2 separate regions of the Homo sapiens genome follow, and region 1 is linked to region 2. Evidence: read pairs that join two places in POLR2A ChIA-PET (ENCODE). Cell type or tissue: PC-3. All regions are shown on one strand. Each heading gives the region's core, and the rest is flanking DNA. Links, peaks and the distances in the headings are about the cores only.

Region 1 (4,403 bases), core at 134-4,133, 110 kb after region 2:
AAATGTCTTTTTTCTTATTGGTTGAACAGAGCCTTTCTACATTAGTCCCACAGTGCTGTGGAGTCCAGGAAAGGCATGATCAAGAACAGGGCCAATCAGGAGTTATAAACAATGTTCCAGACTGCTTAGAGGAGACCCCTCTATGCGGCCTCAACTCCCCAGGACCAGAGAGGGAATGTGCCTTTCCCATCCTCTCCTTGTCTCTGAATAATAGGTGATATTTATTTAAGGTACTCATACTGAAGCCTCCATTTGTAATTGTTCAGATCCCTCTGGAAATAATTTTTAAAAACATAAAATTGTACAAAGTTCCCTGGTGGAAAAAAAAACATATCAGGTACTTAATTGCTTAAAATAAATCTTTATTGAATAGATGAAAGCAATAACTTCTGGCATGCAGAGTAGAAACAGAAGCAGTATGATTCTCAGGAGAAGTGAAGTGTCAAAGGAGGACCTGGAGATCGCAAGGGAAGAGGGAGTGGTGTTGTTGGGGGAGCCCGGCACGGAGCGTGATTTGCTCCTTGGAAAGTCAGAGGTGATGGGTGTTTCTCATCTGGGCAGAGAAACAAACACAAGGAGTCAGGATCTGCGGCTTCCTGGGTGGAAACAGGGCCAGACAAGACAGTTCAGACGGGACTAGAAAAGGAAGCAGAGGGGAAGCAATTGGCAAAAGGTTTTCCAATAGTCAGAGATGGTAACAAGCTGGTCCCAGATGCTTGGACCCAAATACTTAGAGCAATAAGTTGACTTCATAAGGTAAATTGTAAACTAGACAGTGCTGAGCCATATCTAATTTATACTTTAGGTGTCCTCATGATTTTCTAGAAAAAAATTACTATAAATTTTAATTATTTTGGTTATTTTCCAGTTTTCTTCAATGTTTCTTGTTAAATTTTAATTTGAATCTCTTTTCCTAAAGCCACCTTGTAAATGAGTCTTTATTTTGAGATTTTTTTTTTCTTCCATTTATTTGCTGAATTTAATCAATACTCTTCATTTCTTCCTGGCTGGCTTTTGTTTGTTTATTTTTTGGTCCACTTGGGTTTTTGTTTTTCAATTTTTCATTCACTTCAAATACAGGTAAGTAAGGCTTGAAAGAGATGGGTATTTGTAGAAGCCACAGCCTGGCAGAGAAAGGAGCATCTGCAAAGGCACTGAGGCAGGAGCAAACCTATCTTATTTGAGCAAAATTAAGAAAATCCGCATGGCTGGATTAGAAGAGCAATGGGATTATTTTTATTATGTGTCGGGCACTGTCTTAGGGGCTTTAAAAATATTAACTCATTTTGTTCTCAAAACAACACTACGAACAGGATACGATTTTTAGCCTCATTTCACCAATGAGGAAGTGAGGCACAGACCAGTTAAGTAATTTACTCAAAAACACACAGAAAATAGAGCCACAGAATAGTCTGGTTCCATCTTTTATACTAGGAGAAGGAGGAAAAGAAAGAGGAGGAGATGGAGAGGAAAGTGGAAGGGGAAGGAGAGGAAGAGGACAGGGAAGACTAGGACAGGTGAAAGGTAACAGGGTACCTCAGCAGGTAGGTCTCACAGAGCATTTCTGGGACTCTCACTTTTACTCTGAGTGAGATGGAACATCATGGGAAGATTTTAATCAAGGAAGTGACATAATTTGATTTACATTGGAAAAGGATCCCTCTGGCTGCTGGGTTGAAAACAGACTGTAAAAGAGAAAATGATGGAAGCAGGAAGACCAGCAAGGAAGCTATTAAAGTAACACAGGGTGTCAGATCAGCTGATATTCACAAATTCGGATTTTTCATGCAAAAAAAACCTCATCTTTGTGTTTCTTTAAACATATTGGCAACTAATTCAAGCCTTTGTAAAATACTGTGACTGCTCATTAAAAGACATGTTGACAGACACCACCCCCTCACCCGTAACACACACACACACATGCGCGCCCTCTCCTCTTGCATGACTCCTCTCTCAGGGCTGAGCTGTTTTTCTGAGGGTGCCACAATGAATCAGCTGCTTAGTCATCTCTGGAGTGCGGGAGCTAGCAGAACAGCAAAGAGGCATTACAAACCCAATAGCGGGTTTCACTTCCTTGAGCAGTATTTATTCTGCTCTCTACCTCATGCTGCCCAAACTGTTGGAGAGGCCCTATCCACTCTCCCTGCCTTTTCAGCCCTTATTCTCCCAAATGCAGCCACAGAGGAGGTAAGAGAGACAATCCTGGTTGGTGGCAGACATTATCCTAGTATCATTTTTCCTGCCCCTGGAGACCTGAGATGCTGAGTTATAAATGCCCCCTTCACATTTGAAACTATATTTTGCAAGCCCTAGGAAGGCAGCTGTGCAAAGCTTGCAAGGAGGACAGAAGTGTGCAAACTTTTTTTTATCCCCTCCTTAATAAAATCATACAAATTGATGCAGGTGAACCCGCTAGCCACCAGTGGATATCTGATATCAGTCTGAAAATTTTAGACCTGATTTCTGAGGTGTGCATGAGCTTTGGCCTTTGTTTTAATAACCAAGGGCTGAGATTCTCTTTGAGAAGAAGGTCCCCTCCCATTCTCTATGCATTTTTTATTTGTATAAATTTAAAGGGTACAAGCGAAATTTCGTTACATGCATGTATTGCACAGTGGTGAAGTCATGGCTTTTACTGGATTTGTTATCTGAAAAATGTACTTTGTACCAATTAAGTAATTTCTCATAATCTCCCCACCTTCTGTGCCCCCACCCTTCCAAGTCTCTAGTGTCTATCATTCCACACTCTTTGCCCATGTGTACACATTATATAGCTCCCACTTATAAGTGAAAACATGCAGTATTTGACTTTCTGTTTCTGAGTTGTTTCACTTAAGGCAATGGCCTCCAGTTCCATCCATGTCACCGCAGAACACATTATTTCATTCTTTTTTATGGCTGAATAGTATTCCATTGTGTTTATATACCACATTTTCTTTATCCTATTATCCATTGACAGGACACTTAGGTTGATTCCATATCTTTGCTGTTGGCCACACATTTTTTTAGATGTGGTTACTACAGCAACACACTTGTCAGGTCAGCCTTGGGAAGACAGCAATAACTTCTGTCAGGATACAGAAACAAATTTATCTTCTTAGTAGCTGGCCAGATAATTTCCTAAGGGAGAAAGGGCTTTGATAGCAATGAGGTGGGTAAAAGACATAGCCTTGGTCTTAAGTGAAGAAGGAAAGTAGACGGAAGACTGGGACCAAGCACTGCAGAGGAAATGTGAAGAGTGATGGGAGTCTGGCTGGAGAAGTGGGGGAAGTCGGGGGAGGCTTAGAGAAATAGGTAGCTGCAGGAGGTGGGGGACTGAGCAGAGCATTGGGAGATGTGACTCTTTCCTATGAATCTCCAGATCACCACTAAAATTACCAAAAAATCTTTGCTGCAAAAACTGGTGAAGGGCCTTGGGTATTAAGGTTGGCCTGGGGCAGAAACAGAGTCACCTGCACAAATAAGGGAAAGGGTCAGGTCTAGGCTGAATTACTTGACACAGGCAGTTAAGTATTATACACAGAGTCAGGATGCAGTTGCAGGACAGGTATGGAGCCAGAGCTAAAGTATTTATCACTCCAAACTCAGTTCCGGGTGATTATTTCTGGCCCTCATTCAGCCTTCCTCTCTGGCTCTCTGGAGGTCTCCTTCCTAGTCTAGTATTTCTAATTCAAGACAGCAAGCACAGTTTAACAATTAAATGAGGGTTTTGTCTCACGTGAGGTAGTGAGTGTAGTTGTCAAGAATGATTTAAATCCTGACTTTGCCACTTTTACAAGTGAGTACTTGGTTAAGTCCATCGGTTTTCCAATTATGAAATGGTCTAATAGGGTTATCTATCTCACAGGGATGTTGTGAATGTTAAATAACTAACACATATAAAGTATCTAATATTATGCCTAGTACATGGCAATATTTTAGTAAATATGCCTACGTATTATTACTTAATACTGGGAGAAAAAAGGGAGTTTAGCCACAATACCAAAACTTCCTTTTCTGTTCACTGAGTATATTTTTTAAAATTTCTATTTGTAGTCATAGTTTTATTTTTTAAATGTTGTGTTATTGAGGTATAATTGACATATAATAAACTATACATACTTAAAGTATCAGTTTGATGAATTTTGAGGCTGTATCTGTATCTATCCATGAAACCATCACCACAATCAAGAGAGTGAACACATATATCATCCCCCAAAATTTCCTTGGGCCCTATCTTAGTCTTTTGGGGCTGCTATAACAAAATATCATAAACTAGGTAGCTTATAAACAACAGAAATGTATTCCTCACAGTTCTTGAGGCTGTACAAGATCAAGGCACTGGCAGATTCATTGTCTGGTGACAGCTCTCTCTCTGCTTCAAAGGTGGAGCCTTCTTGTATCCCCACAAGGTGGAAGGGGCA
Region 2 (4,403 bases), core at 228-4,227:
TGAAACCCCATCTCCACTAAAAATACAAAAAATTAGCCGGGCGTGGTGGCGGGCACCTGTAGTCCCAGCTGCTTGGGAGGCTGAGGCAGGAGAATGACGTGAACCTGGGAGGTGGAGCTTGCAGTGAGCTGAGATCACGCCATTGCACTCCAGCCTGGGCAACAGAGCAAGACTCTGTCTCAAAAAACAAAAAACAAAAACAGACAAACAAACAAAAAGATACACTAAAGCCAAAGGAAATGGAGCCAAGTATCTGAGAAGGGAAGATTTGTTTTGAGTTGGAGTCTCGCTCTGTCTGGAGTGCACTGGCGCGATCTCAGCTCACTGCAACCTCCACCTCCCAGGTTCAAGCATTCTCTTGCCTCAGCCTCCCGAATAGCTGAGATTACAGGCATGTGCCACCATGCTCAGCTATTTTTTTGTATTTTTAGTAGATACGTGGTTTCACCATGTTGACCAGACGTGGTTTTACCATGTTGGCCACTCCTGACCTCAAGTGATCCACCTGCCTCGGCCTCCCAAAGTGCTGGGATTACAGGCATGAGCCACTGCACCCAGCTAGAAGGGAGGGTTTTAAAGGGGACATTGGATTAATAGTCGGGCCTTAGCCCCTTCCTCTGGGGCTGAAGGGAAACCAGTGAATGCCATGTAGAAAGGTATGTTAGTGTGGGCAGGAGATGTGTGGAGGGAAATCACATACCATGTTGTCATATGGTCTGGGATCGGCCGTGAAAGGACTGCAAGAAAACCACTGAAAAGCAAGAACAAGCTAAAGAACAGTGACAAGGGTTTGAAAGTTATAATCCAAAGTCCCCCCTTCTTATATGCACATGTTGGCTTATGTGTATCATGATGGATCATGAGAAGTATCATTGGAGGATAACAGAGTGTGAGTTAAGTCTAGCATTTAACTGAGAAAAAGGAGATGTTTTGACTATGCTTTGAATGATGGGGTAAAGTTGAACAGGCAGATATTTAAATTCAGGTGAACATTTATTAAGTGCCTGCTAAGTGCCAGGTATATGAACGTGACAAACATGGTCCATTTCTTGTAAGGATCTTCCATTCCATTTCACTTCACACACTTCCAATGAGACAAGTAGGGCCACAGAGGTTTAGAGGTAGTGCTATAAGAACAGAGATGAATAAAGAATTGATTCTGATTAGTTTGAGAAGGTCAAGGGAAACCACAGGAGAGTGGAAGAAAGTGTTCTGGATAGACAGTGTCCACTTGGCTTTTTTTCCCTACATTTGGCCAATTTTGGTTTAATGTGACTGAGAGAAGCAAGCAAATGTCTTCAAAAGTGGGGAAAATGCATTCCTGAAAATAGTACCCAATAAAGTTTATGTTTATCCTTGGCAAAATTGTAAAGCGAGTTGTTTGTAAGCATTTAGAAGAGACAGGTAACAGTTAAGATGAAGTCATACCAACCAAACCTCACTTCCTAATTCTATTGATTTGCAGTTTAGGATGTAGCTTTCCAACTCATCAGTGGGTTTGGATGTGTCCAAGTATTTCCTCTCGGCCCTAAAGGTAGCAGAGCCCTAGGCCAGTTGCCTCTTGCCTTAGATAGTTTCCTTCTTTACCTCAGTGTACCATTTATCCCAGAGTGCCAAACAAATATTAATGTTTTCTGTGTGTACCGTGATATAAAACAGATTGGAAAACTCTTAAGGGGATGTCATAGACAGAGTGTACCTCAATTTTAGCAAGGCAAAGAAATCACAAGAAGAATTATGAGCTGAGTAATAATTCAGCAGGTCAGTTCATAGCTGTTGCATGAGTCGGTGTTGATTGATGGTCAATTTAGCAGGCAGCCTCTGATGCCATGCCACAGAGCTTTCTTTGCCCTTAGTCCTAGCCTCCTTAATGTATTAGCAACTTGGATGAAGACATGAGAGGCTGTTTAACAAATTCAAGGATAATAAAAAGCCAAATGGGATAGGGATAGCTAATACATTAGGTGAATTGATTAAAAAATCCAAAGGAGCAAAGGCAACTGGAAGAAACTTAATATAACCAGTAGTAAATCCAGCTTTTAAATTTTAAAACAATTATGTTATACTGTATATAAACATACATGGAATAAAATATATAGTTAAAAAACATTTCTGTTACATTTCAGAAAACAAGTATGATTATCTTCCAACTACTGTGAATGTGTGCTCAGAACTGGTGAAGCTAGTTTTCTGTGTGCTTGTGTCATTCTGTGTTATAAAGAAAGGTAAGTCTTGAAATGGTACTATATACTTGTTAATCATAGGACCAAAAAATGTTAGAACTGGAAGGAACATTTTGTATCATTTAGCTTAGTCCATTAAATTTTATATGAGGAAGCTAAGATACAAACATAAGTATGTTTTAGAGGTGGAGAAACAAGCTCAAAGAGAAAGTGTTAATGCAGAGCTGCATAGGAAGGGGAGGAGCTGGGACACCAACTCATGTTTCCTAATGCCCTTCCTATTACTCTATCTTGTTACTTGTTCTGTGATAGTTTCATACAGTAAGTTAGTTTTTATTCAAATTAAAGATTTTCTAAATCGTGCTAACTTGAGATGTATCATATTTCAAAATAGTTCCCATTTCCTGCAGGGAAGGTAGCATAGTGCACAGGCATCAAAGAGACTGTTCTGGGGCAGATTATTTTCTCTGAGCTCCAGTTTTCTGAGCTATCACATAGGGATACTAATTCCTTTCTCAAATGTAAAGTATATAGCCTTCCATGGAATGTATATGCTGTTTAATATACATTAATTCTTCACCTTAGTTCCCCAATTATTGCGCCTCCGCTCCCTCCCTCTGCCTCTTTCATATACCTTCACACATGAGGTAAACGTAAACTTTAGAGCATTGAAGTGTTTGCCCAGCAAGATGTCTTTTCATATTCCAGGGTTTCAAACTTTGCAGTTTCTCGTTAGTGACTACTTTTCTTAATCTCATAAAACTCAATGCATTATTTGCAGGGCCTTAAACTGCCTTTGTTTTCTTTTTGTTTTACATTCTCTCTGCTACAGTGCCTAAGTTTTTAGAAACCTAGAGATGGAATAATAACTGACAGGATTACTAAAAGTTAACTTTCTCTAGTTCCATATATATAAATTTCGATTTAGTATCCCCCTTTCCTGATTTGCCCTGGGGGGCAAAAATTCCAGTATGAAGCCTTGATTTTTTTTTTTTTAACTTATTTTAACTTGTTGATCTCCCTGTTGGCCTTATGCTCTTACAGCAGCAAGAGAAACCACATATTTATTCTGAGTTGCCTTAAGTAATACTTCTGTTATCTCAAATTAACAGGAATTAGGATAACCAGTAGTCCTAAGGTTGTTGCTGATTGTCAGTGATGAAACTGGTGGGTTGAAGAGAGACAGTAATGAAATGGAGGCACGTTTATAAAGCTCCCTTTAAAGAATTGTATCAGTAATCAAGTGCAGTGTAATTTCTCTAAAAATGTGGGCATTCTCATCAAGGTCATTTACACCGTGTTTCTTTCTAAGATCATCAAAGTAGAAATTTGAAATATGCTTCCTGGAAGGAATTCTCTGATTTCATGAAGTGGTCCATTCCTGCCTTTCTTTATTTCCTGGATAACTTGATTGTCTTCTATGTCCTGTCCTATCTTCAACCAGTAAGTAAATATGAAAAAGAAAATACCATTGAAAAGATACAGAGAAATAAATCCCAGAATTTTTTTTTTTTTATCATTTTTGTTGGCATTGTTAGTTTCTCATTGTCCTCACTGGCCTTCCTGAGATTTCCCCAGAATTATCTGAGTCCTGAATTATCAATATGCGTGCCAGGTTCTCTTAAATGGTCAAGATTACTGTATTAAACTGGGCTGACTACCATGGGGGAGTTGCTCCCTAGACCAAGAAATCTGAAGCCACCTCTTTTTATGTAACCCTAATTAGTATGCCTATTTTCTGAGACGTCCTGTGGCCACTAACCTCTAATTATCTCAGCATCCAGGACCTCATCCAAGAAAACTTCCCTGATTAACTCAGAAAGTTAAACACTCAATGTACCTTTCTTACACCTGTTTTAATGTAGTTTATATGAATTTTATTTGTATGGTTTTCTTTTCTGTTAGTCATGTCATTTAACCAACAAATTCTTCAAGGGTAGGGATCATGTCCTCCCAACTAGAAATGCCATCTATAACTGATAATGCTGGAAATACTTCTCATCTTTCTTGGCATCCTTTGTGTCAGTTTAGAAAGCCATTAGTAATCCGAGCTGGAGTTTGGTTTTTCTGCTTTCACTTATTACTCAGTTTGGGTCACAATAGGTCACATGTATATTTCCCTTTAATATTTTATAAAATGAAGATTTCTATTGCCTTTATTGCCAAAATGTGTTTTAAATTTCTTTAAAAAGTAAATTCAGGCATTTGATTATAAATAGG

The links. Peaks named below come from ENCODE experiments on the same cell type or tissue, not always from the same donor. Only the 100,000 strongest peaks of a DNase experiment are listed, where the experiment ranks them.
Region 1: POLR2A ChIA-PET joins it to region 2 with 5 read pairs; 2 of 35 experiments call an interaction of 5 or more read pairs at or near these places.

What each region holds. Positions count from the first base shown.
Region 1 is chr3:112,674,990-112,679,392 of GRCh38, forward strand. No RefSeq gene overlaps it. Among named protein-coding and RNA genes, the nearest start is that of CCDC80, 36 kb to the left of the region's middle. In PC-3, for the core only: no CTCF peak of the experiment used is centred there; a DNase peak (open chromatin) is centred at 1,982; H3K4me3 peaks cover 483 bases; H3K27ac peaks cover 2,359 bases.
Region 2 is chr3:112,567,045-112,571,447 of GRCh38, forward strand. It overlaps SLC35A5 (solute carrier family 35 member A5), which reads left to right. Exons shown (of 7, transcript NM_017945.5): 3 at 2,127-2,225; 4 at 3,496-3,626. Among named protein-coding and RNA genes, the nearest start is that of SLC35A5, 7.2 kb to the left of the region's middle. In PC-3, for the core only: no CTCF peak of the experiment used is centred there; no DNase peak of the experiment used is centred there.